Linked DNA regions of Homo sapiens: regions 2 and 3 are each linked to region 1. A link is a contact called in ENCODE Hi-C or POLR2A ChIA-PET data. All regions are on one chromosome and are shown on one strand. Each heading gives the region's core, a stretch centred on a gene start or an enhancer-like site at or near the end of the contact. The rest is flanking DNA. Distances are from core to core; before and after follow the strand shown.

What was found. A loop is a pair of places that touch in the nucleus more often than their neighbours do. ChIA-PET counts read pairs that join two places held with the same protein, here RNA polymerase II (POLR2A). Pooled maps may share reads with other maps.
Region 2: a pooled map shows a loop between it and region 1 (2.6-fold over the local background). The contact joins the enhancer-like site here to the promoter of ABRAXAS1 in region 1. A Hi-C loop is called at or near these places in 1 of 50 pooled maps. POLR2A ChIA-PET finds 5 or more read pairs at or near these places in 2 of 52 experiments (GM10248 and OCI-LY7).
Region 3: a loop to region 1 is called in a pooled map, with 4 times the contacts of the local background. The contact joins the promoter of HPSE here to the promoter of ABRAXAS1 in region 1. A Hi-C loop is called at or near these places in 7 of 50 pooled maps. POLR2A ChIA-PET finds 5 or more read pairs at or near these places in 2 of 52 experiments (WTC11 and activated naive CD4-positive, alpha-beta T cell).

The regions. Positions count from the first base shown.
Region 1 is chr4:83,483,295-83,486,612 of GRCh38, reverse strand. It overlaps ABRAXAS1 (abraxas 1, BRCA1 A complex subunit), which reads left to right and starts at 1,513. Exons shown (of 9, transcript NM_139076.3): 1 at 1,513-1,627. The coding sequence starts at 1,541. RefSeq lists a silencer at 1,298-1,787.
Region 2 is chr4:83,259,075-83,262,392 of GRCh38, reverse strand. No RefSeq gene overlaps it. Among named protein-coding and RNA genes, the nearest start is that of COQ2, 24 kb to the left of the region's middle. Within about 2 kb of position 1,677, at least 7 of the 41 ENCODE cell types and tissues checked have a DNase peak (open chromatin) inside an H3K27ac peak, as active enhancers do.
Region 3 is chr4:83,333,033-83,336,350 of GRCh38, reverse strand. HPSE (heparanase) reads left to right here and starts at 1,503. Exons shown (of 12, transcript NM_001098540.3): 1 at 1,503-1,795. The coding sequence starts at 1,569.

The sequences.
Region 1 (3,318 bases), core at 264-2,763:
TAAGTTATTGACTGCTGTTTGGGCTCATCCAACTTCCACAAAGAATTCTTTGCAAGCAATCCCTCAAGCTCATCCAAAGAATCAATTGTGATCCTCAAAATTACTTACATTCCTCCATCTCCCTCTCCCTTATGAAAAAGTGTACATAAGCATCTGAACCTCATTGGATTATTGGGTAATCACTCTACTGTGATTTTCTCCAGGGCACATTAATAAATTTGTATGCCAGTCGGGAGCGCCTGTAATCCCAGCACTTTGGGAGGCCGAAGGGGGCAGATCACCCGAGGTCAGGAGTTCGAAACCAGCCTGGCCAACATGGTGAAACCTTGTCTCTAATAAAAATACAAAAAAAATAAATAAATAAGCCGGGCTTGGTGGCACGTGCCTGTAATCCCAGCTACTCAGGAGGCTGAGGCAGAAGAATCGCTTGAACCCGGGAAGTGGAGGCTGCAGTGAGCTGAGATGGTGCCACTGCACTCTGGCCTGGGTGACCAAGCGAGACTCAGTCTCAAAAAAATAAAAAATAAAATAAATTCGTATCCCTTTTCCTTCTGTTCATCTTTTCTTTTGTTAGTTCACTCCAGTGAACCTTCAGAGGGCAGAGCTTTCCCTTCACCCCTACAAAATGAAGGCAAGAAACTTAATTCTAGGGAATAAATATATAATCATTAATTATATACATATGTATTGTGTGTTACGCAGCCACAGACAACTGCTTGACAACAAAACCCACAAATGTGCCACACTAATTCAGTAGTCTGCTATTATGCTTACTTTCAGTCATTTAAGAAACATACCTTTACGTGTGTGTGTGTGTGTGTGTGTGTGTAAAATACATTTGCCAAGCCCTGGTCCACTCACCTTACCATTTACATTAAATGAACCAGCTTACTATGATTATGCCTATCATTAAACTGTCAGAACATTAAATATCCATGTATTGTTTAAATTAGGCTGAAGTTTTCTAAAAGCAAGGGAACACACACATGCACACACACAAACACACAGACACAGAACATGGCTAGAGAGTTCTAGCAAAGACAATCCCCAAATGGTTATTAGTATTCTGTAAGTTTCAGTGAGTGAAGGGTGCTAAAATGCAGCTTGAAAACCAAAACCGTGGCATATCCACTGTGGCATCGTAATGTTGCTACTCAACTCTTTTATTCTTGTAATCATTGCTTGTCTTAAAATGACCCTGTCAACCGTGTTCATTTTGATAGCTTTGCATGTTTGTGACAGGTCGCTCAGCAGGCGCAGGCCACCAAAAGCAATTCGCAGCCCTCTGCAGTGGTACCGACATGCAGCGGCCTTCCGGGAGAGGCCGGCAGCAGAAGCGAAGGAGGAGCCGAGCGCGCGGCTGGGGACCCGCCCGCGCCCGCCCTCAGCCCCCTCGCCCCGCCCCTCTGCGGAGCGCGCAGCAGCCCGTGCGCCGGCGCAGGCCCCGCCTCCTCGCTGGGCCCCGCCTCGCTGCCACCACAGGGTCTTGCCTCCGCGCGCCCCGCCCTCGTCCTCTTGTGTAGCCTGAGGCGGCGGTAGCATGGAGGGGGAGAGTACGTCGGCGGTGCTCTCGGGCTTTGTGCTCGGCGCACTCGCTTTCCAGCACCTCAACACGGACTCGGACACGGTGAGCCGAGGGACGGGGCGGGGTCCGGCGTCGCCTGGGAAGAGCCCTGCGCGCGGCCTGCCTCCCCGCTGTTGCTCCGGTCCCCGCCCGCTCCCCCGACGCCGCCGCGCCTCCTCCCTGCGGTCGCGGCTCTGCCTTCTCTCCCCCTCAGCGGTCCCTGAGGTGCCTCGTGCCCACGAAGTCTTCTCCAGCATTAGCCCTCCCTCTGCTATCCTCCGTTATTTCCCTTTTCCGACCCAAGTGTCCCACACGCTCCCATCTTTCCTCGGCGCCCCTGTAGCTGTGGAAACTTGGGCGTGAAAAGATGGAAAGTTCACGGAGCGTCTTTCCGCTGCTCTGCGGAGCCTGCGGTAAACTTTCCGTTTCTCGCGACGCCCGACAGGCGTTTGCAAAACCAGGCGGACTTTTTCATGCAGAGCAGCGTCTGTGCGTGTTTGTTGCGATGGTAGGATGGTAAGGGAATAAAAATAGATGTTGCGTCCAGTGGCAAATCTTAGTGGATGGAACAGCTTAATCTGGTATATCAGATATCTTTTTATTTGCGTTATTAAATTTGTTAAAACAGTTTTTAAAAGTACGTTGCCTATTTTCTAAAAGTTCTATGAAATTAAAGAAACGCTGTAAAACGTTGAGCTCGGAAGTAGTTAATGTCCTGTAGCACTTTCAGTAACTTGCAGAAAGAAAGTCTAAGCATCTGAAATACACTTCCCTGCTGTGTGGTACAGTTCGGAGAATACCCTGCTGAACAATGCCTAGTAATTTCTGCTAAGTTCATTTTAAGATATAACGTCTATTTTACTCAAAATTGCCTTAATATAGGTCGGGCGCGGTGGCTCACGCCTGTAATTCCAGCCCTTTGGGAAGCCGAGGCGGGTGAATCACCTGAGCCCACGAGTTCGAGACCATCGGGGACAACGTAGTGAGACCCGGTCTCTACAAAATCTAAACATTACAAAATTGCTCTTTGGCACAATCCTAATAAAGGTTGGAATTGGTATGTTTTATGTATACAATTTCAGATAACCTTACAAAGTAATACCTAATAAAGAACAAATATATGACCATTTAAAATATATGTGTAGCTGTGGAAATTATTTTGGAATACCTGTAGTGTAGATAGAGTGGGACCGTAAATCCTCGGTAGCTTAAACGATTAGCCCTTGGGAAGTACCTGAGTGCTAGGGAGGCCCCTGTTTCTCAGATCTTTTTCCTGAAGTCTTTAAAGGGTGGTTTTTCTGGCTAGTTGCACTTGCATTGCCCCCCTGCTTCCCTTCCCTGAGTTCGTCTTTTGAGTATCAAAATCAAGAACACTAGATTCTGGATATCCCCCCGCGTGATTCCAGTAAAGACTCACATTATGGAAATAATCCTTTTTTACTTTTAGGGGAAAAAAGCATTATTAATTATAAAGAATATAAAATATTTCTGTAATCACAGCACTTTGGGACGCGGAGGCAGGAGGATCATTTGAGCCCAGGAGTTCAAGACCAGCGTGGGCAACATAAGGAGACCTCATGTCTACAAAAAAATTTTAAAAATTAGCCCGGCGTGGTGGCACGTGCCTGTAGACCCAGCTACTTGGAAGGCTGAGGCAGCAGGATTGTTTGAGCCTGGGAGGTCAAAGCTGCAGTGAGTAGTGATTGCACCGCTGCACTCCAGCCTGGGTGATGACAGAGCTAGACCTCTTCTCA
Region 2 (3,318 bases), core at 428-2,927, 220 kb after region 1:
TTTTTCATTTTTCCTCCCTTCTCCCAGTAGAAAACGCTGAAAAAATAATATAAATGGGTAAGGAACAGATTTTTGGAAAAGAAAAAACGATGAAGTAGATTATTAGTCTCTAGAATCACAGACTTAAGACAACTCGAGTTGGAAAGACACACAGCAGTCATCCATCTAGATCAGGAGTGTCAGTCCCTAGGAGAGTTGAAATGAGCATTGCCAGGAGTTTGTGATAGTTGAAATGACCAGCATTGCCGTGGGAATTTATTCAGTGAGGAGGGCCCTTGCCCTACTCTTCTGCTTCAAAGTCACTGTGAGTTTTTCAATAGAAATCATGTGAAAGAACTTTTTAAACTGTGGACAATTATCTACCACAATTTCATGATGGGGGTGGAGATAGGATGGGAGCTACAGGGTCTAAAAAGTAAATGAATACAACTATTCCAGCTCTAACTGACCTGTCCTCTGAATTCCCAGAGCACTTGGTGGGTGCCAGTGGAGCAGGAGCTGTGAATGCCAGTCACAGCCACAGCTTGCCAGGGTTGGAATCTGCTTTAACACCTATCAGTTGGGTGATCTTGGGCAAGTTCCCTGACCTCTCTGTGGCTCACTCGGGGATAATCATAATACCTTTCTCATGCATTTCAAAATTTTCTGTCTTCCCCTGCGAATGGAGATTTCATGGTAAGTGGGACCTTGTTTGTCTTATTCATTGAAATATCCCCAATATACCATATCACAAGGGCTGCCTCTCCCTCTTCCCGGATTTCTTTGCTAAATTGTTTAATGCCTCTACCTGATTTTTATAATCTGGCCTCACCCTAATGTTTCCTCCAACTGAAAGTACACCCTCCACCCTCTGGGTGCCAGTGGAGCAGGAACTAAGAACGCTATCATGACGACAGCTTGCCAGGGTTGGAATCTGCTGTAACACCTGCCTACCAGTTGGTTGCTCTTGGGAAAGTTCCCTGACCTCTCGGTGGCTCAAATACTCAAATAGGTATAATCCTAATACCTTTCTCATGGATTTAAAAATTCTCTGTCTTCCCTTGCGAGAATGGAGATTTCATGATCAGTGGGACCTTGTTTGTCTTATTCATTGAAATGTCCCCAGTATACCACACTGTAAGCACTCAGTAAACATTTGTAATTTTTGTACATCGGGTGAACTAACATTAGAGTTACTTGTCAGACCTGGTGTTAGGTGCAACCATTAGAAATTATTAATGCTGGCCAGTCACGGTGGCTCACACCTGTAATCCTAGCACTTTGGGAGGCCGAGGCGGGCGGATCACGAGGTCAGGAGATCGAGACCATCCTGGCTAACACTGCGAAACCCCGTCTCTACTAAAAATACAAAAAAATAGCCAGGCATGGTGGCGGGCGCCTGTAGTCCCAGCTACTTGGGAGTCTGAGGCAGGAGAATGGCGTGAACCTGGGAGGTGGAGCTTGCAGTGAGCTGAGATCGCGCCACTGAACTCCAGCCTGGGTGACAGACCAAGACGCTGTCTCAAAAAAAAAAAAAGAAAAAGAAATTATTAATGCTGTTCAACAACATAAAAAGTTGACTATGTGAGGTAACGTTACAAAAACATTTTCATGTACATATCATCAAAACTATATAAGAATATAAGTAATGCTGCTGTCTGCCCACCAGGTGGCCTTGCTCTGTAGGAGCAGTCACAACTCTTAACAACACTGGAGCGTAACACTGCCTTTTCGATAAAGCTGTTTTATTCTATCTCTGGCTTGCCCTTTGCCCTTCTTTCCTGGGCAAAGCCAAGAACCCTCGTGGACTAAGCTCCACTTTGGGGCTCATTTGCCCTGTATCAATGGTAACACCTATTTCTTAGGGTTAATGTATAATTTAGAGACTATGCAACACATTTAATATAGGTGCTGGCATACAGTAACTAATTTTTAACTTTAGAAATTAATCAGGCCAGGAATGGTGGCTCATGCCTGTAATCCCAGCACTTTGGGAGGCCAAGGCAGGTGGATCACTTGAGGTCAGGAGTTCGAGACCAGCCTGGCCAACATGGTGAAACCCCATCTCTACTAAAAATACAAAAAAAATTAGCCAGGCTTGGTAGCACACACCTATAATCAATCCCAGCTACTCAGGAGGGTGAGGGAGGCATGAGAATTGCTTGAACCTGGGAGGCAGAGGTTATACTATACTTCTTTTGTAAAATCTACTTTTTTCACTTAATATTTTCCCATGTCATTAATGCTTCTTTCAATATATTGATGTTTTTTGGCTGCATGGGTTTTTATCATATGTATGTACTGCAATTTAATTAATCCTATCATGGATTTTAATATTTACATTTTTTCCTTCTCACAAGCAGTACGGCCATGAATAGATTTGTATCATTGGGCATATCTGTGAATATTTCTGTAGGAAAAATCCTAGAAGCAGAATGTCTTTGTATGTGCATGTACATTTCCAGGGATTGGAGGGTAGGTATGGAGGGTGGAGTATGGTGGTAGGCACATTTTAAAGGATTTGGATTCATTTTCTCAAATTACCCTACAGAAAGCTACACATTGCTAATAGCAGTGCATGAGAGCCTCTTTCTCAGACCTTGGCCAATATGAAAGGATACTATTTTTAAAACTTTGACACATAGGCAAGAACAATATGTGGTTTCACTCACAACTCTGTGATTACTAAAGTAGTTGATCTTTTTCAAAGTGTTTATAGAGCATTTTTATTTCTTCTGTGTGAGTTGCCTTCATGTCTTTGCCCATTTGGTTATTGTTGTTGTTGATGTACGCTGCCTCATTCATTGATTATATCCCCAAGATCTGATATCTGACAGACTTGTGCTCTCATTTTACAAGATTATCGTGTTATTAATTGTGATGGGATTTTGGATTTCATGCTTTATACTGAACTATCTCTTCCATGGAGAAGGTAACATTTAACATTTTTATAGTTGTTCCAATTAATATGTATTATTCAGACAGTCCAAACATTTGTTGAACATCTGTGTGCAGGCACAGGCTAGTTGCTGCAAACACAGAGATTAATTAGAGTTTCTATCTTCAAAAAGCTCAGAATCAGTAGCTGGGATTACAGGCACGTGCCACCATGCCTGGCTAATTTTTGTATTTTTAGTAGAGACGGGGTTTCACCATGTTGGCCAGTCTGGTCTCCACCTCCTGACCTCAAGTGATCTGCCCACCTTGGCCTCCCAAAGTGCTGGGATTACAGGCATGAGCCACTGCACCTGGCCTCTCTCTCTTTCTTTCTTTCTTTTTGTAGAGACAGGGTCTTGCTTTGTTGCCCAGGCTGGTCTTGAACTCCTAGGCTCAAGCAGT
Region 3 (3,318 bases), core at 254-2,753, 150 kb after region 1:
GCATGATGGCATCACTGGCATCACATACCATGCCTGGCCTGATTTATGCAAATTAGATATGCATTTCAAAATAATCTATTTTTATTTGTTGCCTTATTGGTGGTACAATCTCAAGTGGAAAAATCTAAGGGTTTTGGTGTTATTTGCTTACTCAACCAATATTTATTAGACTCTTACTAAGCACCAACATGATCACATGCCTGAGCTATGGCTAGCATAGCGTGTGAGACAAACTTAATCTCTGTTTTGGTGGAGCATATAATCTAGTAGATGAAGCCAATGTTGAGCAACATCACAATACTAACAAATTGAGGATGCTACGAGAGTGTCTAACAAATTGAGGATGCTACGAGAGTGTCTAACAAATTGAGGATGCTATGAGAGTGTGTCATGGAGAGCTGCCTGGAGATTGAGAGAAAGCTTCCTTGAGGGAAGTTACATTTCAGCTGAAACACACTGCCATCTGCTCGAGGTTTTGTAACTGCATTCACATCCCGATTCTGACACTTCACATCCCGATTCTGACACTTCACCCAGTTACTGTCTCAGAGCTTGGGTCCGCATGTGTAAAACAAGGACAGTATGCACTTGGCAGGGTTGTGAGAAGGGAAGAGAACACAAGTAAAGCACCTGTATCAGGCATACAGTAGGCACTAAGCGTGCGATGCTTGCTATGATTATACATCAGTGTAAGCATCAAGGAAAAGCTGAAGAAAAGTCTGACCAACAGCGAAAGATAAATGCGCAGAGGAGAAATTTGGCAAAGGCTCCAAATTCAGGGGCAGTCCGTACTCTACACTTTGTATGGGGGCTTCAGGTCCTGAGTTCCAGACATTGGAGCAACTAACCCTTTAAGATTGCTAAATATTGTCTTAATGAGAAGTTGATAAAGAATTTTGGGTGGTTGATCTCTTTCCAGCTGCAGTTTAGCGTATGCTGAGGCCAGATTTTTTCAAGCAAAAGTAAAATACCTGAGAAACTGCCTGGCCAGAGGACAATCAGATTTTGGCTGGCTCAAGTGACAAGCAAGTGTTTATAAGCTAGATGGGAGAGGAAGGGATGAATACTCCATTGGAGGTTTTACTCGAGGGTCAGAGGGATACCCGGCGCCATCAGAATGGGATCTGGGAGTCGGAAACGCTGGGTTCCCACGAGAGCGCGCAGAACACGTGCGTCAGGAAGCCTGGTCCGGGATGCCCAGCGCTGCTCCCCGGGCGCTCCTCCCCGGGCGCTCCTCCCCAGGCCTCCCGGGCGCTTGGATCCCGGCCATCTCCGCACCCTTCAAGTGGGTGTGGGTGATTTCGTAAGTGAACGTGACCGCCACCGAGGGGAAAGCGAGCAAGGAAGTAGGAGAGAGCCGGGCAGGCGGGGCGGGGTTGGATTGGGAGCAGTGGGAGGGATGCAGAAGAGGAGTGGGAGGGATGGAGGGCGCAGTGGGAGGGGTGAGGAGGCGTAACGGGGCGGAGGAAAGGAGAAAAGGGCGCTGGGGCTCGGCGGGAGGAAGTGCTAGAGCTCTCGACTCTCCGCTGCGCGGCAGCTGGCGGGGGGAGCAGCCAGGTGAGCCCAAGATGCTGCTGCGCTCGAAGCCTGCGCTGCCGCCGCCGCTGATGCTGCTGCTCCTGGGGCCGCTGGGTCCCCTCTCCCCTGGCGCCCTGCCCCGACCTGCGCAAGCACAGGACGTCGTGGACCTGGACTTCTTCACCCAGGAGCCGCTGCACCTGGTGAGCCCCTCGTTCCTGTCCGTCACCATTGACGCCAACCTGGCCACGGACCCGCGGTTCCTCATCCTCCTGGGGTAAGCGCCAGCCTCCTGGTCCTGTCCCCTTTCCTGTCCTCCTGACACCTATGTCTGCCCCGCCAGCCGCTCTCCTTCTTTTGCGCGGAAACAACTTCACACCGGAACCTCCCCGCCTGTCTCTCCCCACCCCACTTCCCGCCTCTCATTCTCCCTCTCCCTCCCTTACTCTCAGACCCCAAACTGCTTTTTGGGGGGTATCATTTAAAAAATAGATTTAGGGGTTACAAGTGCAGTTCTGTTCCATGGGTATATTGCATTGTGGTGGCATCTGGGCTCTTAGTGTAACTGTCACCCGAATGTTGTACATTGTATCTAATAGGTAATTTCTCATCCCTCATCCCTCTCCCACCCTCCCACCTTTTGGAGTCTCCAGTGTCTACTATTCCACTAAGTCCATGTGTACACATTGTTTAGCGCCCACTCTAAATGAGCCTTTTTGTTTCATTCATTCTGTAAGTGTTGAATAGGCACCACCTAAGGTCAGGTATAAGTGGAAATTTGAAAAAGAAACTGCCCACTTGCCCCAGTACTTCCCTAGCCAAGAGGAGGGAAACCAGGCAGGTGCACCTGAAGGCCTGTGAGTGCTTGATTTGCTGTGCAGTGTAGGACAAGTAAGATTGTGCATAGCCTTCTGTATTTAAGACTGTGTTAGGAAGATTTCTCTTTCTTTTCTTTTCTTTTTCTTTTTTCTTTTCTTTTTTTTTTTTTAGGCAGATGAAAAGGGCGTCACAGAACAGGAATAAAAATCTAAATATTCAATAAATGAGACCTAGGAGACTACTGCAGTGACTTACAAAGTCCTAATAAAAAGATGTCTCTCCAAAATGGGGCTGCAAAATGTGGTGCTGCCTTATCAGCTCTAAGTTTTTTCCTTACCTGAGAAAGAAGGAACCTGATGCAGGTTCAGGGCTCCTGCCCCATGAATGCAGGCTGACTCCAAGATGGGGAGCTACAGGGACAATCCCAGGTCTTCTAGGCCTCTTATTTAGGCCCTGGGAGCCTCCAGAGATGGCCACATCTTGACCAGCCCAGATAGAGGGAAAGATCACCATTATCTCACCTCTGTGTCAAATACCTAGATGCTGTCCTCCCTGAGCCCACACTATAGTTGCCAGCGCTAATTTAATGGGTAGTGTACTGGTTAAGAGATGGACAGACCATCCTGGCTTGACTCTCAGCTCTGGCAAAGATGAGTGACTTGGTTTTTCCATATCTCTTGGCCACACCAACCTTGATTTCTTCAGCTGTAGAATGGAATTTCTCAAGCTTGCCTCAAGGATTATTGCCCGAGGATTTGATGATATGGTAAGAGCTTCTCAGTGTTTGACCCATAGTAAGTGTTTGACGTTTCAAACGAATTGTTTCTTTCTAGGACATGGTGAGCATTTGGTAGCCATTCACCGGTTTTCTGTTTCTTTGGATCATAGTTAACCTCTCCTTTTCCTTCTGGCACTACAATTTTCTGGTGGGGAAGAATCCTTACTTTCTGCCCTTCCCCTTAAGGATAGGAAGCTGATACT